Regions from separate parts of the Homo sapiens genome. Here regions 1 and 2 are each linked to region 3. A link is an interaction called in ENCODE POLR2A ChIA-PET data of the cell type or tissue named here. Cell type or tissue: MCF 10A. All regions are shown on one strand. Region 1 holds the start of LOC124900540 (small nucleolar RNA SNORA77). Region 2 overlaps NCKAP1 (NCK associated protein 1). Region 3 holds the start of NUP35 (nucleoporin 35).

Region 1 (8,000 bases), 65 kb after region 3:
ATATATGCCTTTGTGATCTCGGCAAGTGATCACTGAAATGTTAAAACCTTTATTTTCTTTGCAGACTCCCTCAGCATCCAGCGGGTGCTTTTTCGGTCTGCCAGTGAGCATTCCATGGTGCTGTGACCATTTTGACCTCTCTAGGGTGATGCAGCTGCCTGGGGACACAGAGGGTAAAAAATTCCTGAAGAAAAAGAAAAGTCCAAGTGGAAAAAGGAAACAAGGCCAGGCGCAGTGGTTCATGCCTGTAATCCCAGCACTTTGGGAGGCCGAGGCGGGTGGATCATGAGGTCAGGTGATTGAGACCATCCTGGTGGCTAACAGGGTGAAACCCCGTAAAAATACAAAAAATTAGCGGGGCATGGTGGGGAGCACCTGTAGTCCCAGCTACTTGGGAGGCTGAGGCAGGAGAATCATTTGAACCCGGGAAGCGGGGAGGTTGCAGTGAGCCAAGATCGCGCCACTGCACTCCAGCCTGGGAGACAGAGTGAGACTCTGCCTCAAAAAAAAAAAAAAAAAAAAAAAAAAAAAGGGAAACAAAAGAAAGAAGGAAGGAAGGAGGGAAGGAAGGGGAAGGGAAGGAAGGAAGGAAGGAAGGAAGGAAGAAAAAGAAAGAAAGAAAGAAAGAAAGAAAGAAAGAAAGAAAGAAAGAGGGAAAGAAAGAAAGAAAAAAAGAGAAAGTACTTAATTAGCCAGAGAGGGAGAGAGAAACTAGGTAAATACCTATGCCCAATATTGAGTGCTTTGGGAAAAATAACTCAAGAACTTTTTGTAATATTTTCTGAGTTTGTTTTTTACTTTTTTTGTATTTCTACTTTAAGAAGCAGTGATGTCTAAGAAACATGCTCTCATTTATTTTACTTGTTAAGTATGTTGTTACTCTTTAAACTTGATTCAGACTACTTTATGGTGTTTTTAAAAAGTGGTTTTTATATCATCATACAATATTACATTTTAAAATGTCTAAGATGTGCAGGCCCTTCCACCACCAAATGTCAGCACTACATGGAATTTTATTATTATTTTACAAAAAGAGGAACAACATAACTTTATTGTGCATGTGTTCACGAGCTCTTGTGCATCTGTGTGTAATAATATAGCTATTTATGTCTTAGCATGGATGACTCTAACTTGCAAGCTGTAGAGTCACACAACGTGTGCTCATCTCCATGGTAACCATTTCTAAGATAAATGCACTTCTGAACAATGGTCCCAAAATAGCCTATTACCCATTTTTGTAGATTTCCACTGTGGCAGCAAAAAACAATTTTGTAAAACCTTGATCCATTCTTTAACCAACAAAAATAGAGACAACAAACACATATCCAGATCTGCAGAGAAAATATTGTTAAGTGTAATGACATTTTCTACAACAAACTCAGGATTTCGTGGATCTGATTTTTATTTTATGAATTATCTATACTTAATGTCTCTCCTGCAACTTTTTGACTTCCTACATTTAGCTATTTATCTGTTCTGAGATTTCTTTTCTTTTTTTTCTTTTTTTCTGAGACAGGGTCTCACTGTCACCCAGGCTGGAGTGCAGTGGCAAGATCATAGCTCATAGCAACCTTGAATTCCCAGGCTCAAGGGATTCTCCTGCCTCAGCCTCCTAAATAACTGGGACTATAGGTGCACACGACTGTGCCTGGCAAATTTCTTTTTTTTTTTTAATTTTTAGAGATGGGGGTGTTACTATGTTGCCCAGTCTGGTCTCCAACTCCTGGGCTTATGATCCTTTTATCTTGGCCTCCCAAAGCATTGAGATTATAGGTGTGAGCCACCTTGTCAGGCCTGAGATTTCTTATCTGTAAAATGAAGGGGAAGAAATTATCTCCAAGGACTTTTTTAGGTCTAAACTTATGATTTTATGATTTCTCCACTCAAACCATTATGAGAAGGGAAGCAGGGGAAATAAAAACAACTGAAACTTAAGTTAGGCAATCTTTGCCCCTTGTTAGGTTAAATAAAAGAGACTTTTAAAACTATTTACCGGGCCGGGCATGGTGGCTCACGCCTGTAATCCCAGCACTTTGGGAGGCCGAGGTCGGTGGATCGACTGAGGCCAGGAGTTCGAGACCAGCCTGGCCAACATGGTGAAAATCCCCCGTCTCTACTAAAAATACAGAATTAGTTGTGTGTGGTGGCACATGCCTGTAATCCTAGCTACTCAGGAGGCTGAGGCAGGAGAATCGCTTAAACCCGGGAGGCAGACGTGGCAGTGAACCGAGATCGCTCCATTGCACTCCAGCCCGGGTGAAAAGAGTGGGACTTCATCTCAAAAAAAAAAAAAAAAAAAAAAAAAAAAAAAAAAAAAAAAAAAACAAATAAAACTATTTACCATCACAACTGGATTGCATTCCCATAAATTCCAAATAATTTAGTCTTTTTTTCCTATTAAAGTTGACAGCATTTTCTTAAAGTTTAGAATATCTTAATTTTCCCAGTGAGAATAGATTGAAAAGTGTTCTCACAATGGGGAAAACCACTTTCTGTAATTTTAAAGATGCTCATCCTTCACATACCCCTCCACATTGGCTCTGCTGGGGTTTTGATGTCAGACTCCTCTAAGAAAGCAGGAAAGCCTTTGTGAACCTCAAATGAACAGGGGCAGAATAGATGTCAATGAAGAGAATGGTAAAAAGCAGAGCTGATTCTACCCAGCCCTCTTCAGCTCCTGGGAAATGGAAAGCTGACTACTTGGGTTTGGTAGCTCTACCACTCCCCCTAACACTGCAACTCCCAGTGCCATTAAATTATCTATGTTCCAAGATTTAGAGGGATAGGGAGAAGATAGGCCCTTTTTTTAAAAAATTTTATTTTATTATTATTATTATTATTATTATTATTAATTATTTTGAGACGGAGTCTTGCTCTGTCTCCAGGCTGGAGTGCAGTGGCGCTATCTCAGCTCACTGCAATCTCTGCCTCCCAGGTTCAAGTGATTCCCCTGCCTCAGCCTCCTGAGTAGCTGGGACTACAGGTGTGCACCACCACACCCGGCTAATGTGTTGTATTATTAGTAAAGACAGGGTTTCACCATGTTGGCCAGGATGGTCTTGATCTCCTGACCTCATAATCTGCCCACCTCAGCCTCCCAAAGCACTGGGATTACAGGCGTGAGCCACCACGCCCAGCCCCTTTATTTTTATAAGGGTAAACCTTTTTTCAGAGCAGGCTTTGGCAGAATTGTGACACCATCTTTTTCCTTTGAAAGCAATCCTTATTGACCGCCCAACTCTGAGCACATTTCTTTGAAATGGTTTCCTGCCTTTGGAGTGCCACATCTTCTCTCACAGCATTCCTGAATGCTGATAAGTTCTCTCCTTCTGCTCTCTTCAGGGAAGGAGAATGTTATGCCTGTCCGTGTAAGAGACCACCTGAGCAGGCTTAGTGTGAGCAACAAGGCTGTTTATTCACTTGGGTGTAAGTGGGCTGAGTTTGAGAAAGGAATCAGCGAAGGGTGGTGGGATTATCGTTGATTCTTATAGGTTTGGGATAGGCGGTGGAGTCAGGAGCAATTATTTGCGGGCGGGGGATGGATGTTACAAAGTACATTCTCAAGGGCGGTGAGTGTGTATTGTCACAAGCGTGGGGAAGAATGTTACAAAGTACATTCACAAGGTTGGGGAATATCACAAAGTACATTATCACAAGGGCGGGGGAATGTCACGATGGCTCGACCATGGTGCGACCAGCTCAGAGGACCTTACAGAGAACTTCCTCCTTCTCTTATCAGGGCATAGGGAACTTCTTACAGCACATTCTGGCCAGACCAAGACTATCGCTGTTATTCTTTTCCCAACCCCAGACCCCACCAGACCCACCCCTAAACAGACTAACTCCTCTTACACCTTCCTCCTCAATACAAGGCTGCCTACTGACCTAATCCGTGCTAACAAAGGGAAAGGGGGGTCTGGAGCATTTGCATCTACCTTTTGGACGTAAGTATATTTAAAAAGCCACCCTCTGCAGTCAGTGCCACTACATTTTTTGGCTAAAGCAAAGAATGTTGGGGACTTTAAAACAGTAGAGCAGCACCATAGAATGCCTATGAATGGGATGGTTTAGGCAATGGGCTCTTCAGTGCATGGTTTCCATCAAAGTGCCACAGAAGATGTAAAACAGCTCAAGTGCAACTTTATTTTGGTTCCCATAAATTAGTCTGGATTTTGTACCTCAAATGTCCAACCCAATCAGTCATTGTCCACAGGCCAAGTGGGACTTGAGATCACTATGCCTGTCTTGTCCTGATCCCTTGTCAGACCAAGAACGGATATACCTCTCAGAAGGCCCATTTGTCTGAATTACATAATCTTTTTGGTTATGACCCTAGAACACTTTAAAGAGGCAGATATACATTACTAAGACCTGCCTACCTACATTTTCTTTCATTGGCATATAATTCCTACGAAATTTCTTGGTGTAGGTTTACTATATAACTCCTGTAACTCTTTCCTACTATGAGAATTTAGATTGTGTCTGATCTATGTTATTATTAAAAGCATTTCTGTAATCCCTGGGTGAGTATTACTGTTGACAAGACAGGTAGCACAAGTCCTGGTAGCTTCATGCCTGCCAGTTCTTAAAGAAGAGCAAATTACTTAGAAGAAAAACAAAGTGATTCATTCAGTAAGTGGTTGATTTTTCTCTCTTTCCACATGGTGACTCAGCAAAATGAAAGCATTGGGTACATTCTTACTTCTCGAAGAAACCAGGATTTAGGAAGCACTACTCATATAATTATGATATCACATGCTGTTAGCTTAAGTTCAGTTTGATAGACATGTTTTACCCCTTGGTTTGGCTATTGCCAAGAGTGTCACTTTGATATTTGTTCTTACCATCTCTTCTTTTTAAAATGTTGATAAAAATTACCATTAAGAAATGTGAAAATGTCTAGCTTTCAACACCTGTAGTCCCAACTATTTGGGAGACTGAGGAGGGAGGACTGCTTCTGGCTAGGAATTCAAGGCTACAGTGAGCCTGTGAATAGCTGGTGTATTCCAGACTGGGCAACATAGCAAGGCCCTGTCTTTAAAAAAAAAAAAAAAAAAAAAAATTGGCCGGGCGTGGTGGCTCACGCCTGTAATCTCAGCACTTTGGGAGACCGAGGCAGGCAGATCACAAGGTCAGGAGTTCGAGACCAGCCTGACCAACATGGTGAAACCACATCTTTACTAAAAATACAAAAATTAGCTGGGCATGGTGGCGTGCACCTGTAATCCCAGCTGCTCAGGAGGCTGAGGCAGGGAAATCGCTTTAACCCGGGAGGCGGAGGTTGCAGTGAGCCGAGATCTCACCACTGCACTCTAGCCACTGCACTCCAACCAGGGCGACAGAGCAAGACTTCGTATCAAAAAACAAAAAAAAAATTGTGCTGGGAGTGGTGCTGTGCGTTTGTAGTCCCAGCTACTCTGGAAGCTGAGGCACTAGCATCTCTTGAACCTGGCAAGTGGAGGTTGCAGTGAGCTGAGATCACACCACTGCACCCCAATTTGGAGGACAGAGCGAGATTCTGTCTCAAAACAAAAAAAAAAGAAAACAAAAAGAGTTTCTATTATATTATTTTTTATTCTAATGTATTATTTTAGCATAAATAAGAGTTCTGGTTTAGATTACGGACAAAACCTTTACATTCAGGTTTGGAAAAATGTCATTAAGTGTCAAAGCTGGGTGATCATTACATGGGAAGTTAATATACTCCTCTATTTACTCTTTTCATGTTTGAAATTCTCTGTAATAAAAATGTTTTTTTTGTTTGTTTGTGTTTTTGACTGCAAGTTCTGCCTCCCGGGTTCACGCCATTCTCCTGCCTCAGCCTCCCGAGTAGCTGGGACTACAGGCACCTGCCACCACGCCCGGCTAATTTTTTGTATTTTTAGTAGAGACGAGATTTCACATAAAACGTTTTTTAAAAGCCCAGATGCAATGGCTCATGCCTGCAATCTCAGCACTTTGGGAGGCCGAGGTGGGCAGCTCACCTGAGGTCAGGAGTTTGAGACCAGCCTGGCCATCTCAAACCCGCCCCTATTAAAAATACAAAAATTAGCCAGGCAGGGTGGTGCAGGTGCCTGTAGTCCCAGCTAGTTGGGAAGCTGCAGCAGGAGAATTGTTCGAAACCAGGAGGTGGAGGTTGCAGTGAGCACAGATCGTGCCACTGCACTCCAGCCTGGGAGACAGAGGCAGCCTCCGTCTCAAAACAAAACAAAACAAATCAAAATTAAAAAAAAAAAAAACCCTTCCCACTAAAGGTAGGAATACCTCTTGAAATGAAAAGGACATAAGAGAAAAAGAAACAATTTCACATGAATTAAGCTAATCTGTCTCCCATGAAGAGAAGGAAAAAAATTCCTTATTTCTAGTACAGTGTTTGATTATATTTTCACATGACCTCATTCCACAAAAAATCTGAGGCAGTTTAACTAACTCTGATAATTGTAGTCAAGTCCATTGCTTTGTGTCAAGCTGATATTTAACATTAAATAATGATGGTGGTGGTGGTGGTGGTGATATTTACCTTATATTAACTTTTTTCTCACAAAAACAAAAGCAGTATGAAACAGATGCCAGTTGTACATCCGTGGAATGGGAGTTTGCCAGCTAGCACTGAAATCAAGAGAAGAGGTATTTTGCCAACGAGAGAATATTGTCAACACTCAAAGACATTAATGTCTAGGTATTTGAACGCTGAACCAATACCAAATATTTTTAGAACCTGTTGCTTCTTTCATTTTTGTGACCCTTTCACATATCTTATGCTTCTTCTTCATGTTAAGTTTTACTTCTTAGGAACAGGGTATGGTATGAATAGGGTGTAGCAGCAACAGATTTCCAAATGTGCTATTTTACACAGAGCAGTCTTGAAAGCTGAAAAGCTGGCTGGGCCTACATTAGCAGCCAGTTTCTGAGACTAAATTTACAATATTTCTGCAATCATTCTGAGGCAGACTAACTATGGCTTATGTAATGTGCAGAAGCCACAGGATTTCTTTAAAACACTGTACATTTCATTAAGGAAACATCCAACCCTTTATTACTTATAACAATAAGAAAAAGGGATATGTAGACAAATGATAACTTGCAGACCATTAAAAGACTTTTTGGTAATCAGCAGTTTCCATTTCTTCTTTTATACAAAACTGTTTAGTTAAGGTGTTCAAATGAAAGCAAAACAAAACAATTTGAGTCTCATGTTTTCAGTTCTCCTTCCCACCCTCTGTTGGAGGTGCCAAAGGTCTTGGCAGCCAGAGGGAGGCAGATAAAGAGAGAACTTGAGTAAATGATCTACAGTGGAATATTTAGTCCTGATAAAATGTTGATAACAGAGGCTACCCTATTACTGTCATGGAAAGATTGCCATAGGGTAATGCATTGAACTCATTAGGAAAGAGGCTCTTTTACAGATCCAGATGACATTCTAAAAAGCTTTAGGTTTTTTTGTTTGTTTGTTTTGAGATGGAGTCTCACTCTGTCTCCCTGGGTGGAGTGCAGTGGCGTGATCTCTGCTCCCTGCAACCTCCACCTCCCAGGTTCAAGCAATCCTCATGTCTCAGCCTCCTGAGTAGCTGGATTACTGGTGCCCGCTACCATGCCCAGCTAATTTTTGTATTTTTAGTAGAGACATGGTTTTACCATGTTGGCCAGGCTGGTCTCAAACTCCTGACCTCGGGTGATCCACCCGCCTCAGCCTCCCAAAGTGCTGGCATTACAGGCATGAGCCACCGCCCCCGGCATAGAAAGTTTTCTTTTTAACATTTATGCCAGGTTAAACCCGGATGCTTAGCACATGATTACCAGGGTATACAATCGCTCCTGTTATGCCATTTTTGATAGACTCATTACAATGCATAGTGGTTTCAAATCTAGGGTCTCTGGAGCTTTATATGGTCTTAACGAAACCATAAACTATTTAAAATTGTACTACAATATTTGTATATATTTTATGGATAGGATGACCAGCTTCAGCAGGGGGATCCATTACTCAAAGCTAATTAGAG
Region 2 (8,000 bases), 93 kb after region 3:
TTACTTCCCTCCTCTCTCTCAAAACCTGTGTGCTCTAGTTTTAATAATAATACCCTTGGGTTTGCTCCCTTTGTGTAATTTTGCATGTAAATGAATCAGATAAGATTTTGGATCTTTCAGCCTATAGAATTGTCTGTGAGTCTGGCATATCTTCCCAGCTGGCTAGGAATTGAAACATTTGTTCAAATATCTTGCCAAAGAAGTGAGTAAGATCTGTTCACCATGTGTTTATTAGGTTCATGCTGTCTGCATTCTTACTGCATTATAAACCACATACTCTTTTCAATCTCAACCTCTTCTAGTCTTAAAAAAAAAACCTTCCACCTCATAATACATGTTTGCCAATCAATTATCACATTTTCATTAATGCATGTGCATTAGATTGTCTACCAGATCTAATTACTCTGTTTCAATTGGAAGTATACAGTGGAAATGATATTTTAGTGAACATATACAATGAAAAATAGTTAAGTAAAATAACTTATTATTGTCAGTAATATGCTTTGGCGCTTATTAGGGAAGTTGGAGCATGATTACTGAAGAATGTTTTTTTTTTTTAATTTCATCAGTCAAAAATTTTGAGATCTTAATATTTACAATTTATGGGAATTTTAGGGAACTTGTAGTTTGACGGAGGATGTAGGAACACATAAAAGCGGATTTTAGGGAAAAGACTTGAAGGTTGTTGGTAGCTTTACATTTAAATTTATTTGTTGCTTAATTCCTTTTTTTTTGTTTTTAAATATATGGTTTCCCTTTTGCAGACCTAATAATGTGACTCACTCATGTAGAGATTTGTAACATTTTTAAAGGTTCCAGCATGGCAACTTGTGTGGTGGTGGGATTAAGAGCACTGGGCCAGAAGTTAAGAGACTTGCATTCCAATCTTCATTCTGTCACTGAGAGTTCTCTAACATTGGTTAGTAATTTGACTTTCTTGAGCTTCACTTTTCCTCATCTGTAAAATGGGGAAAATTAACTGTAAAAGGAACACTAAAGTCTATTCCAGCTCTATCTTTATGATTTTATGGTGAAGTAGTAGAGTAGAAATTATGTTTCATTTTAAACAATAACTGAACTCAGTTTAGTTTTCTGTAATGTAGGGAGCATAATGCCTGCCCTACATACTTCACAGAATTGCTTCTGAAGGTAGAGGATGGTAATATGTGAAAATAGTATTTAGGAATCTGAGCATCTCTTTTGGGCAACATTGTTTTTCTGAAATTGTATAACTGTTCAACAAAACTGCCAAATACCCAAAGAAAACATTTTGCTCAGTTAAATTTTTGTGTGTGTGGTTTACTCTCTTCTTTTTTTCCTTCTCCTTTCTTTTCCTCCACCATTACCAACATGAGATTAATCTCTGTATTAAAAAGATCTTAGTTAATACTTGCGTCTTTTCCTCCTGTTAAATTTCTGCCTGTACTGTAAAGGTCAGAGAATGAGAAAAAAAAAAAAACCCATACAACTATTACAAACTTTTTAAAGTGGAGTATTGTGGTGGTTTAAATGCAGTTTTACTTCTTTAAAAACATTAGAGGAATATTTTTCTTTTTTTCCCTATCCTTTTCTCATTATTTTGGATAAATTTATTTTCTAAGGAAAAGTTTAACAGGACTAGCATTGTAAAATTGAAAGTCTTTAGCCAGTATCTGCTTATTTAGTGGGGGAAGAAAAGATGTTTGTGAAGGGAGCAGTGCAGGGTAAAGGGAGGGGAACTGGTTTTAGTCTTCCCTTTCAGTATTGTATTTGTTTCCACTTAGGGTGTTATTTTCTCTTTTGGTCAATCAGATGCAGAAGCGTGTTCCAGAGATGCTTAGGAAAATAATTATTTTTAATTTTTAAGTAGCAATGATAAATAATCCATCTTTTGTTTCCTTTATGGAATTGTTAAGTAACTTTAAAATTTTTTAATGATTACCAGAGGAATATATGTTTATTGTCAAAAACTCAAACATAACATAAATGAGTGACTTCAAAAATTCACTGTCTGCCCATCTTTATAACTTTATAAGCTACTGAATTGTTAGTTTGTAAGTAGGGTTGTATATGTGCCAGTTTGAAATGATTCTCTTGTTTTAAGTAGAAGAACCCATACTGGAAAATGCTTTGTTATTGCATAGTTGACTATTTTAGATAGTAATAAAATTGCATCTTTAAAACTGTTTTATAAGCCATCATATGAGCTATTCTTTCAGTTACTCTCAAATATTGAGGTTTTCCCTTTTAATTTATTCATTTACTCTTCGTTTATTGAATGTGTTCCCTGGCATGAGGGAAATAGAGGTAAATTAAGATGAAGTCTCTAGTGCCAAGAAATTAGTGTCTTAGTGGGGAGAGAGATGTATAGATATTTAACTAAAATGCAGTGTGTAAGTAGGATTGTCGGAGTCTTGAGAAGGGAATTAAGGATTATAATCTGGGAGAGATGGTAAAGAGGAGAGTCACATTTGTACTTGGTTTTGAAGTATGAATAGAAACTTCAGGCAGCCAGTGACAGAAACTAACTAGTTACTATTTCAGATTGCAGAGTTTTTATTCAGTAGGATATACAGAGGGTCCCCAACTTGTGATGGTTTGACTTAACAATTTGTTGACTTCTTGTTGGCACAAAAGCTATGGCATGCAGTAGGAAGTGGTATGATACTTTCTTGTGATCTGATACTCTGCAGTGTACTGTATTACCAGATAATTTACTCAACTGTAGTCTAATGTAAGTGTTTAAGGTAGGCTAGGCTAAACTATGATGTTAGGTAGGTTAGGTGTGTTAAATGCATTTCTTCTCTTTTTTTGGAGACAGGGTCTAGCTCTGTCATACAAGCTGGAGTACAATGGCACGATCTCAGCTCACTGCAGCCTCTGCCTCCTGGCTCAGGCGATCCTCCCACCTCAGCCTTCTGAGTAGCTGGGACTATAGGCACATGCCACCATGCCAGGCTAATTTTTGTATTTTTTTTGATAGAGTTGGGGTTTCACCGTGTTGCCCAGGCTGGTCTCTGTCTCCTGGGGTCGAGCAATCCACTCGCTTCAGCCTGCCAAAGTACTGGGATTACAGGTGTAAGCTACCGCACCTGGCTGATTTATGATATTTTCAATTAAAGATAGGTTTATTGGAATGTAACCCTATTGTTAAGTTGAGGAGCATCTGTATAAAGATAACAAAATACAGTCATTCTGCATAATGATATTTCACATAACACTGAAATGATGGACTGCCTATACACAGTAGTCCCATAAGATAACACTGTATTCTTACTGTTTTTTTTTATGTTTAGATACATTTAGATACAAAAATACATACCATTATGTTGCAATTGCCTGCAGTATTCTCATTGTACGGGTTTGTAGCATGAAAGCAGTAGGCTATATCCCATGTACCCTGGGTGTATAGTAGGCTATACCATCTAGGTTTATGTAAGTACGCTCTGATGTTCACACAATGATGAAATCATCTGATGACATTAAGCAATGCATGACTGTGTTAGAGTATAAAATAGTAATGCTCTTCTTGCAGGCATATAACCTCTAAACTTCACTTATTTTCTAAACATTTTCCGTACTTGCAGAATATTCTGTGAGTTGAGAGAGCTAGATTCTAGATAATGCTCTGATACTTTTTTTTTAGTTTGAACAAGTTATTTAACATTTCTGGGCTGTAGGTTACTTACAAAGTGAGGAGATCAGTGGTTCCTAGCCAGGGATACATAATAGAATCCTCTTGGAAGGTTTTTCCAAATTCCATACATCTGGATCCTGACCCAAACTTAACTTGAACAGAAAAAAATCCCTGAAATTGTTCCAATGTTAACTACTGAAATAACTGAAATGTAAATTCTTAAATACCTGTAATTTCTTTTCCTGCTAATTATTAACTGTGGTGATTTAATTTAGTTGTCTGGGTTATAACTAAATTTCTGGAAGGCTGCACATTGGCTGTCTACTAGCAAAACCAGCTCCATGGTACTTATTTGCTCTCAGCTTCTGTTATGCTTCAAGCTGTATTTTTTGGCTTTCTAAGCCTTGCTAGTCTTATTGATTCTAACTCTTGTAATCTTAAATAGATATTCCAGTTATCTCACGTTTTTGGAATACGCTTTTATTAACCTCATAGGTTAAGAGGAGAATTAAATGAGTGAATCCATAGGAAGTATTGGTACAGTGCCTTGTAGCAAGCGTAAGAGCTGAGGAAATGGTGGCTGTTGTTACTAGTTCTATTTCTGGGGCTTGGAACATAGTGGACACTTAATAAATGTTCATTCCCCCCCACCCCCAGATTAAATTAAGCTCAAGACTACCTTTTAGGAAACATTCCTCACTATTCTATTTTACTGCCTGATACAGTTTGACATCTACTTACTGCTAAGACAGAATAATTATTTGTATTTCAGAAGTATGTGTTCCACAGTAGTCCTTTAAATAACAATTTCTTTTTAACCGCAAAGGTATGACAATATATATACTTTAAAAAACTGCAAAAACACCTTTGCTTCATAAACTGAGATGATCCTGTATATTGGAAGCTGAAAACTGTTTAAAGGCAACAGTGACATATATATCTTCTTGTAAATGGAATGGTAATTAATAACTCATTTGAATCACTAAATTTTTTTCTTTTTTTTGAATCACTAATTTTGAAGTGTATAATGGGTTGAAGTTTTTCAAGTTCATGACTTTCTCAGAACTTGTGTCTAAAGGACAATAACTGTGATTTCTATATTTTTAGATCTCAATTATTGGCTCCAATTAAGAGGTAGTTATTGATAAAATTACATTAATTTGAAAGCATTTCCAATAATTTCAGTATACTTTGTTATCAAGCCTCTTAATCCAAGTTACTAGCAGTAGATTGCTCTCTTTTCTTTTTACCTACCTAAGAGGGAAAGTGCTAACTTAAAGCAGATCGGTTGGCCAAAATATACATCATAACACAGGAGGAAAAAAATAATCGGAAAGCTAACTACTGATGAATTTGAGTCTTATTTTGCTCTTGATATAAAGTTTTCCAGTACTTATGGACAATTTTCATACTGTAATATTTTCATTATTTAAAAAATTGGAACATAAAATAATCATAGGTATATATTACTTTTACATTCCATAATTTCAGGTAACGTCTATTCTTCCTCTAGGTATTAATTTCAATTTGTTGAAAACTCAGGGAAGAATCTTTGTCCCTTTATTCCTTCAATTTTGCAAAACGTGTGGTGTTTCTTGGTTATTAAGTCAAATTCCTCTTTCGAGTCTAAATTGGCCACATTTTGTATTTTTCTCCTCATCCTTGACATTATTCAGATGGGGCTGGTTTCTGTGCCCTCACGAATAGCATTCTCACTCTGACTCCTGAGATCTTGTTCATATTTTTTCAGTTAATTCATTGTACTAGAAAATCATTTTGTTCTTCCCTATTTTGGCATTTTTCCAATTATTGTACTAGAAAATAATTGTTCTTCCATATTTTAGCAAAGGAATGTGTTTTATTCCTGAGTTAGAATAGAAATTAAAAAATAAAACTGAAGCTAGGCACAGTAGTAGTGCGTGCTTGTAATCCCAGGTACTTAGGAGGCTGAGGCAGAAGGATCTCTTGAGACCAGGAGTTCAAGTCCAGCCTGGGCAATATAGCAAGATGCTGTCTCAAAAAAATAAAATGGATTGAACTGATCAGATTTTTACCGTGATAGCAACTGCTTCCTGAGGTTTTAAGCAGCGGAGGTTTTGAATAAGTGGAGCATGTTTTTAAACATTATTTTTGGGAGGGGACATATATTTTTAGATAGTGTTTTGGAATCAGGTATGAATTTCTCTGTAGGTCCTGTCAGTAGTTGTGAAATCTTGATCAAGTTACTTAATTTTTCAGAAGCTCCTTTCCTTTCTGTTGAGTGATAATTTAGATAATTTCTAAAGCATAGGTGTTTTGCACACAATAATTGCACAGTAAATGTTCTTTTTACTTCCAACATCTTTTGTATCTTGATTATTTTGTTGTTTTTTTTCCTTCTCTCTCTTTTTTTTTTTTTTTTTTTCGAGTCAGGGTCTCACTCTTGCCTAGGCTGGAGTTTGCAGTGGTTGTGAACAGGGCTCACTGTAGACTCAACCTCCCTGGCTCAAGCAGTCCTTCCATCTTAGCCTCCCAGGTAGCTGGGACCACAGATATTTACCACCACGTTTGGCTAATTTTTAAACATTTTGTAGAGACAGGGTCTCCCTCTTGCCCAAGGTGGTCTCAAACTTGTGGGCTCCAGCAATTCTCCTGCCTTGGCCTCCGCAAGTGCTGGGATTGCAGGTGTGAGCTACTGAGCAGTCTTTTTTTTTTGGTGTCTTGATTGTTGCTTAATCTCTTGTGAATAGATAGAGGAATTTTAAAAATCTGTATTTTTTTTTTTTGGCATCATGGTAAGTTCTTGGAAAAATAGTAACATTAACCATGTAAAGTTAAGCTGTGGTATGTAATCCTATGCTGTAATAGCTTGAGGAAAGGCCTCAGTATGGGGGTTTGTGGTAGAGTGGCAGAAAGATGTGTTTTAAAGTCATACTTTAAAATGGCATAGGGTCTAGGCTTGATGTTTCTAATCAAAGATGTTTCTTTTGTGGCCCGGATAATATATTGTGTAGTTTTCTGAAACATCCTTGTCCTTCATTTTTACTGATAACATCAGATTTGTGTTTTAAAAGGAACTTAGAGATATTGAATTGACTACTGACCTATAGTTTTTTTTTTGTTTCTTTTGAGACAGAGTTTCACTCTTGTTGCCCAGGCTGGAGTGCAGTGGCGCGATCTTGGCTCACTGCAACCTGCGCCTTCCGGGTTCAAGCGATTCTCCTGCCTCAGCCTCCCGAGTAGCTGGGATTACAGGCGCCAGACCATACCTGGCTATTTTTTTTTTTTTGTATTTTTAGTAGAAACGGGGTTTCACCGTGTTGGCTAGGCTGGTCTTGAACTCCTGACCTCGCGATCTGCCCACCTCGGCCTCCCAAAGTGCTGGGATTACAGGCGTGAGCCACTGAGCCCAGCCTAGAATTGTTTTTATGGAAAATCTTGTTTCCATAATTGAGAACTCACTATGTGTATCCATGTATATAAAGAAGTTTTATTTAAAAAAATATTTGGAACTTATTTATTAACTACATATGTGCCAGGCACCTAAATAAACAGTTTATGTGTATCTTATCTTTTAAATATTTTAACAGTGTACCCTATGCAGTAGGTAGTAATAATATCCTCAATTTATGGGTTAGGTAACTGAGGCTGAGAGGTTAGGCAACTTGCCTAAGGTCATATAGGCTATTATGCACTTGACCCAAGAGACAAGGGTTTTAATTACTATGTTTAAGTGTATCCTTTAACATCACTGTAATTTTATCTGTCACATAAAATAATCCTGACTTTTAAAATATTATAATTAGAATATTCATGGAGAATAAAGTTCCAATTCTGAGAACTGGAAATTTAAGTATATAAATATTTAAATTTATTTTAGATCTTCTGAAATTTGAAATTATAGTATTTTATGTTTTATGAAAATATGCTGACTCAAGATAAAGTAAAACAGGGTACTTGGGGGAGTTTTTGTTTTTTCAATTCTGTACTTTATGCATAGTTTTCTTTCTGTGTAGTGAAATACCTCTTTTAGTCAATTCTCTGAAAAAGTTTTTTTTTTGGTAGGGCTATAAAATTCAGGGATTTAGACATCATTTTACACTGTATTCACCTTTCCTTTTTTTCTATTTTTGGGAGTATGGGGGATAGAAGTGCTCAAATGTTTAATTGAATTGGTAATTTGTTAAATCTTTTGATTACGTCTTTCTGGTAAGCCTTTCTGAAATATATTAGTCTAAAATGTTTTGATAACTAAGTTTAATTGTGTATTTAGTTTTTAAAAATTTGATACTTCAAAAGGTGATAACTTTGAGTTAAGGATTAATTTTGTGTAATATTGTAGATGTAATAGAAAGATATATGATTTCAAGTATACCAATAGCAGGCTGTTTTCTGAAAATGCAAG
Region 3 (8,000 bases):
GCATTGTGTCATATTTAGGGTTATCTTTCCTAGTGGTACTTAAAAGCCAATTCAAAGGCATCTTAGAATGAAAAAAACATAGAATACATTTTAGTGGCTCTAGAAATTATAGCTTATACTTCTTACACCTCTATTCCAAGAGCCTTAAAAGCTTTGCTTTATAATAGACACATTGCTTAATTTTTTTTAATTAATGTATTGATGAGGGTGAATGCTGCACCACTACACTTTTAAAAATTCTAGCACAAGCTTGTCCCACCCATGGCTTGAACACCGCATGAAGCCCAGGATGGCTTTGAATGTTGCCCAACACAAATTGGTAAACTTTCTTAAAACATTTTAAGATTTTTTTTGCATTTTTTTTTTTTTTTAGCTCATCAGCTATTATTAGAGTTACTGTATTTTATGTGTGGCCCAAGTCAATTCTTCTTCCAATGTGGTTCAGGGAAGCCAAAAAATTGGACATCCCTGTATCTAGCATGTCTATAAAATTATTTTAAGCAATTCACCTACCTGCAAGTAAAGGTGATCTCATTTCCATTACTCCTACTGAAGGGCCACTAATTGATCGAGGTTGTGGAGTCACCGGAGCTGGCAAATCCCCCATTAAAAATCCAGGTAAGAACTGGGCATTAACTCCTGGCTTTGGAGATGTGGGTGAACCCAGCATCATTGGTTCAGATCCTACATGAATCAAAAAATAAATTAAGGACTTTTCTGTTACAGTTTCTGTTACATGTTGATGACAAAAACATGCAAGAATCTAACATAATTTTGCAAATTTAATCAAAACTTTTAGATATAATAGAACCATAGTTGAATTTATTATTTTAAAAGCCAACAAAAAATATTTCTAGAAAAATGTAAAGTTATCTTGTATTCACTTTTTTTTTTTTTCTGAGTCCGAGTCTCACTCTGTCACCAGGCTGGAGTGCAGTGGCGCAATCTCAGCTCACTGCAACCTTCACCTCCTAGGCTCAAGCGATCCTCCCTCCTCAGCCTCTCAGTAGCTAAGTCTACAGGCCTGCACCACCACGCCCAGCTAATTTTTGTATTTTTTTGCAGAAATGGGGTTTCACCATGCTGCCCAGACTGCTCTGGAGCTCCTGAGCTCAGGTGATCCACCAGCCTTGGCCTCCCAAAGTGCTGAGATTAAAGGTGTGAAGCCAGTACACCTGGCAGCACAATATTTATCTGTGACAGCTATTTTTGTTTACATTATTTCAGGGGTTTAAAAATCACACTAATAACTTCTTTCCATTTCCGAATCAGTTTGGACTATGTAACAACCAAAAACAAGGACAGGCTGCACTACTTATACATACAAAGCTTAGCATATCAAACACAATGGGTTAAGCTTGCTAAATTGTTTCTTTTTCTTCCCCATAAAAAGTTCATCATTATTGTGATAAAACCGTAACCATGCATATATTAGAGCACTTACAAAATAACAGTGATAACTAGCACCCTAACTCAGAAACATGTTGAAAAGAGTCGAAAACTTATTTTTGTATCTTTTTTCTTAATCATTAGTTTAAGTCAAGAATAATCACAGCTGGGCATGGTGACTCACGCCTGCAATCCTAGCACTTTGGGAGGCCAAGGCAGGAGGATCACTTGAGCTCAGGAGTTCAAGACCAGCCTGGGCAACACACTGAGATCTCATCTTTTTTATTTAAAAAAAAAAAAAAATTAAAGAATCATCATTAAATATCCCCCTAATATAAAGCCAACTTAGAGAACTGAAACCTCACAATTGATACAAAATAAATCCTCACAATCTATAGAGTAGATATTATTTCCCTTATGAAGATGAGTGAGCTATATAATTCTAATTTCAGAGCAAAATAGCAGAATAAGGAAAACAATGGGCTATGGAGTCAAAGATGTGGGTTCAAGTTCTCTCAGTAAAAGGGAATAAGCATAGCTAGCATCCACTAACAGAGCTTTTGTTAGAATTATAGCAAGTATAGCTTGACCTGGTACCTGATACACAGGTGCTCAATAAATACGAATTATTATTTTCTACAAATATTTTATAATAGCAAAAACTGAGTAAAGTATAAATGTAGAATTTGCAATCTCTGCTTATGAAAATAATTTTCAACTAGGTGACAAGCCTGAGTGTGACTCATTGCACTCAGAAGGGTCAAATGTTTGCTATGTTATTTGTATGGTTTTTTATTAACTATTACTTAACTTCTAGATGGCCTTAACAATCTGTTTCTTAATATCCGAAAGCTGCCAACTATTTAGTCTTCCTCTTATTTCCCATTATATTAGGCCTAGATATTAACAATACAAGTGTATAAAAGACAAAAAAAAAAACAAATTCAATAAATGGATAAAGCAAATGCTAAAACAAGGTGTGAAAAACTCTAATTACATTGTAATTATTTTATAAAGTGCTAGTTACTATGTTACATGGCACTGTAGAAATATTTCGTAAGAAGATCCACTAAAATCAAACCAAAAGTCTAAACAAAAGCATATTCTTAACAGATATTCAGAATACCATATTAAACGCAAAGTTTTTGGTAACATTCACTACATTCACTCCCCCTCCCTAAAAGAAAAAAAAATTATAGCAAAATAAAGTAAGAATTGGCTTAAGAAAAGTTCTGATGTATCTGGATACATACAGACACAGTAGAAGGCGCAAGCCTCTAATCCCAGGATTTTGGGAGGCCGAGGCAGGTGGATCGCTCGAGCTCAGTTCGAGACCAGTCTGGACAAAATGGCGAAACCTTGTCTCTACCAAAAATACAATAAGTAGCTGGGAGTGGCGGCACACTGTGGTCCCAGCCCCTGGGAGGCTGAGGTGGGAGGATTGCTTGAGCCCGGAGGGGGAGGTTGCAGTGAGCTGAGACTGCACGACTGCACTCCAGCCCAGGTGACACGGCTGTGTCAAAAAAGAGGAAGGGAGGGAGGGAGAGAGGGAAGAAGGAAGGAAAAGAAAAAAGAAAGCACCAGACAGGAAGGAGGGCACAATGGGCTCTTAATCAGGACTGTCACCAACCACCCCTCAGGCTAAATTTCACTTAAAGCAAACTTAAGGAAAAGATGCTGCATGTCCTCAATTCCATTTCATATTCTGTGCTCCCAAAAGATACGTACTCAGCTAGCAGTTTGTTGAAGTCAACCCTTAGTTTTACTACACCAGTGGGCACCTGGAATATCTGCAAAATGTGGACTTAAACATTAATACTGGCTAATGTCAGATTTCTGGCAAGGCAATATACAGGGATTGGTTTACTCACATTTGTAACCCCAATAAATATGCACTCCAAAATGTTTTTGTTGAATAGAAAAATTTGGAACTGGAAATGAAGAGTTTTTGATCTCTAAAATACATTAAAAATAAATACCAAGACGACATCTATATATAAATTTTAATGCAGAGTATCTGCATTATTGACATTATGCATTTAGTTTTTTTATGACAGACTAAAGTAGTTCAAGTTACTCTATTCTCAAAAAGAACTTATTTTACACCAAACATGGCAAGCATTACATACCCTTCAAATCTAAAGACTCTTTCCACACCATATATATTACATTTGCTCTCTTTTCCAAGCTCAGAAAGTTATAACCTAACTTTTCAGGTAAGTCTCTATGACAGTAAGACGGTTTATTTTCCGTTCTAAAATTTTCGACGATTCTCACAAGTCGCAAAACTCAGCAGGAAAAAAAGAAATCCGCGTGCTGTTAAAGTGGTAGATTTTTTTCAAAGACGACATATTTCAACGAGGCTCCGCAATGAATAATGGGAATGAATCTTTAAAAAAATTCAGATCGTGACTTACTAGAGAAAAATACCTCCTACAATACTTAAGAGTCACTTTCCCCAAATAAAGGCGGGAAATATCGTGCGAACTCCTAGCTTGCTGTTAAGGTCAATATCTCAATGATTACCAACCACACGGTTGATTAAATGTTGCACGATTCAAGCTTCCATTAATAACAAGATTCCTTTGGCAAAGCCCGGGAGAGAGGAGTCAAAACAGGAACTGGAAGCACCGGTGATCAAGAAGCAGTGGACTGCACCCACACACTTCAGGGCACCGCCCACCCACGTGTACCGCGGTCAGTTCCTCCCAGGGATGCTTCTGGGGACCAGCAACCAGCTGGGAATCCAGCAACCAGCATCGCGTCTCGGGTATCAGAAGGAGGTTAAGGTATGGGCCAGTCTAACGTGGCTGGCGTGTGGGGGCACAAACACAGCTCAGTCACCGCCAGACGGCCTTTTCTTCACCCTCCCAGGGCCCTCAGCTTCCCGGCGCCACCTTTGTAGCAGTATGGAGGCGACGCGTCGAGTAGGGGACCGACTATGAACTTGGGGGCACCCAAGGATTCCCTCTCCGCGACTGAAACCAGCAGACGAGAGCCTGACGACTGCCTTTCAGTCTTGCCCGCCTCCAGGCCCAGAGCATGGATGGCAGTGCCAGCAAGGAAAAGCAATATTTCACTCACCTAACGCGGGCCCCTGAGGTTCCACTGCAAAGGCTGCCATTGCGTCGGCAACTACACTTAAAACCAGTACCTTCCCAATTAATTTTCAAAAATGGCGGAAACGCTCCCCACGGGTAACGGCGTGCTACCTTATGGGGTTGCGTAACTTCCGGACCTGCGCTATGCTTAAGTTGTAGGCGCCGGAGCCATTTTGGAATAGGGCAAAGTCTTTGCGCTGAGAATTTCCGAGGAAAGGGTTTTTGCACCGGGAAGGTGGCGAACCAGCGTATGGTTCTGTGAATGCTTTTCATCCGGGAATGCTTCCTGATTTGTGGGTACTTAAGTTACATAGAAGCACAGATTATTTTACTCACGGTTTCATAATTAGCGTGAGTTGACCCAGTGCTCTATCATCGGTCAGCTTTTCTGAGTAGCACCTGGAAAAGTCAGCTTGATGAAAACAGTTGGTGCCTCTTTGCAATGTCGATTTCTGGACTTAGTACATGACGCTTTTTCCTCAAAGCATGTTTTCTACTATCCGTATGCCATTTCTTTTAAATTTTGTGTTATGTAGACAATTTTACATTAAAGCGTAACTCATACGCCGTTTTGTTGCATATTAAAACATACAAAAATATAGCTAACGAACGCATAAAGTACACATGTAAATAATGGAAGATAATTATACGCACCCACGAACCCTCCACACCGCGGAATCTTGCGTGCTTCTGCATGTGCCATCCCTGCCGTCCACGTCCCCTCACTTTGCTGCTTTTCTTTAGGGCATAGTCATACGTAAATCACATACACATATTCTGCATATGTGTGTGTAAAAATATATTGTTTAGTTTTGCTCAAATACTAACTTTATAAAATAATGTGCTACATATGTATAACTGGGGACGTTCTCTGCTCCATACCATGAGGATTATTTCCAAAATATCCACCCATGCTCAGCTATTTCTTCTAGGACTTCCTAAAATCTCAAATGGAGGAAGAATTTTGTCTTTGGAATGAGGCAGTAACAATTCCAGAATTAAATGGTAGGTTCACAGAAATCAAATTTTAAAACCACTCACAGATCGAATTGACTTTTTGAAAATGGGTGTGTGAATTGAATTGTGTCCCTCAAAAATTTATGTTCAAGTCCTAACCCTCATACTTATGAATATGACCTTATTTGGAAATCGGGTCTTTGCAGATGTAATAAAGTTCAGATAAAGTCACATTGGAGTACCACAAGCTCGGTTAACTAAACCAGCACAAATGTATCTCTTACAGTTCTGGAGGCCAAAAATCCAAAATGAGTATTGTAGGGCTAAAATCAAAGTACCAGAAGGACTATTTTCTTCTGGAGGCTCCAGGGGAGAATCTATTACCTTGCTTTTTCAAGCTTCTAGAAGCCACTTATATTTCTTAGCTTGTGCCACCTTCCTGCTTTTTCAAAGCCAACGATGTAGCATCTTTGGTCTGTCTGACACTGCTTTGTTCAGCTTCTGCCATCACATAGCCTTGTGATGACATTTAGGACCCACCCAGGTAATCCAGGATAATCTTACTATTTCAATATTCAGTAGAGGTGATTAAGTTAATAATCACATCTTCAAAATACCTTTTGCCATATAAGGTAACATTCACAGATTCTAAAGCTTAGTGTATGGATATCTTTGGGGAGTAGTCAGCCCACAACACAGGGCAATCCACTTTTTAGAATTAAGCTACCAAGAAAGGTATATCAATGTATAAATTTCTACACACATTGAGGCTAGATGTGGTGGCTCACACCTGCAATCCCAGCACCTTGGGAGGCTGAGGGGTTGATCACTTGAGTCCAGGAGTTTGAGATAGTGAGACCCCACTTCTCTACAAAATAAAAAAGAAATTTCTATACAAATTATGATCTAGCCAAACAAAAGAACACTATACAACAACTAAAATGAATTAGATGGATTTGATATGAGTGTAAATATTAACCTAGAAAGACCTCTGTGATAGATATAATGAAAAAAAGTAATTTGAAAACATGCATGCATATACGGCACCATTTTTATTTAATAACGGGTTTATTTAGGAACAGATGCAGAGAAAGAGAAAAGAGTGATACTTCTTTAAATAAAAGAAGATGTTGAAAAAGATTTGCACCAGCCGGGCATGGTGGCTCATGCCTGTAATCCCAGCACTTTGGGAGGCCAAGGCGGGCGGATCACGAGGTCAGGAGTTCCAGACCAGCCTGGCCAACATGGTGAAACCCCATCTCTACTAAAAAATACAAAAATTATCCGGGCATGGTGGCACATGCCTGTAATCCCAGCTACTTGGGAGGCTGAGGCAGGAGAATCGCTTGAACCCAGGAGGTGGAGGTTGCAGTGAGCCAAGACCATGCCACTGCACTCCAGCCTGGCGACAGAGCGAGACTCTGTGTCCAAAAAAAAAAAAGAAAAGAAAAAGAAAAAGATTTGCACCAAACTATTAACAGTAAAGTAGAAAAGGGTTTGTAAATTGGAGGATTTAAGAATGGCCTTTACACATGTATACATATGTAACAAACCTGCACGTTGTGCACATGTACCCTAGAACTTAAAGTATAATAATAATAATAATAAAAAGAATGGCCTTTAACTTATTTTATACAATTTTGTGGTTGATGACAGGTGTTATTGCTATTTTATTTATTTATTTATTTATTTTGAGATGTAGTCTCGCTCTGTCACCAGGCTGGAGTGCAGTGACACGATCTCAGCTCTGGCACTCCACTGCAACCTCCACTGATTCCCCTGCCTCAGTCTCCCGAGTAGCTGGGAGTACAGGCGCATGCCACCACACCCAACTCATTTTTTTTTTTGAATTTTAGTACAGACAGGGTTTTACCATGTTGGCCAGGATGGTCTCGATCTCCTGACCTCATGATCCACCTGCCTCAGCCTCCCAAAGAGCTGGGATTACAGGTGTGAGCCACCGCGCCCAGCCCTATTTTCTTTACTTTTTAAATTAAAAACTTTTTTCCATTAAGACATTTATTTTCTTTTCTTTACCTGCATTTCAATCTTTTACCCTTTCAACAGGCTCTTTCCTTACCAAGCTATAAAGAAGCCCAGAATTGAAACCCTCCCTAGGCCTTGCTCCTCCACCTACCTACCATGTGCTAATTTCTCTCTCATTTCATTTTTTCAAAATCTCAAAAGAAGTGTCTATAGATTTTAGTAAATTATCTGTTTCCCTATCTTTACTATTTTGATTTTTAATTAATTGCAGATTGGCTCCTGTGTAATGCTCTTCCGAAATAAAACTACTGACCCCAACTATTTTTTTTTTCTAATTGCCAAATTAGACCTGCCTCCTTGACATCTGCAGTATCCAACAGCTTTGACAATCTTTTCCTAAGTACAAGTGTTTTCTTTATTTTTGGTGATGCTACACTTCCTATTTCTCATAACTTCCTACTCCTTTTCTGGTTTTTCAATAATTGATCCCATTTTTTTTCTAACCTGGGAATATTATTGATGTTCAAGCCTTTGCTCTCTCCTTTCTTTTTCAACTCTTAGTGGTCT

The links. Peaks named below come from ENCODE experiments on the same cell type or tissue, not always from the same donor. Only the 100,000 strongest peaks of a DNase experiment are listed, where the experiment ranks them.
Region 1: POLR2A ChIA-PET joins it to region 3 with 21 read pairs; 5 of 35 experiments call an interaction of 5 or more read pairs at or near these places.
Region 2: POLR2A ChIA-PET joins it to region 3 with 12 read pairs; 11 of 35 experiments call an interaction of 5 or more read pairs at or near these places.

Annotation. Positions count from the first base shown.
Region 1 is chr2:183,056,407-183,064,406 of GRCh38, reverse strand. LOC124900540 (small nucleolar RNA SNORA77) reads left to right here and starts at 61; the gene lies at 61-172. In MCF 10A, no CTCF peak of the experiment used is centred here; a DNase peak (open chromatin) is centred at 4,656.
Region 2 is chr2:183,027,842-183,035,841 of GRCh38, reverse strand. The region is part of intron 1 of NCKAP1 (NCK associated protein 1); the gene reads left to right. Among named protein-coding and RNA genes, the nearest start is that of NCKAP1, 6.6 kb to the left of the region's middle. In MCF 10A, no CTCF peak of the experiment used is centred here; DNase peaks (open chromatin) are centred at 181 and 3,451.
Region 3 is chr2:183,120,971-183,128,970 of GRCh38, reverse strand. It overlaps NUP35 (nucleoporin 35), which reads right to left and starts at 4,528. Exons shown (of 9, transcript NM_138285.5): 1 at 4,474-4,528; 2 at 514-684. The coding sequence starts at 4,513. It overlaps LOC124907917 (a long non-coding RNA gene), which reads left to right and starts at 4,014. Exons shown (of 2, transcript XR_007087331.1): 1 at 4,014-4,178; 2 at 4,264-5,054. RefSeq lists an enhancer at 3,710-4,478. In MCF 10A, no CTCF peak of the experiment used is centred here; DNase peaks (open chromatin) are centred at 4,080 and 4,620.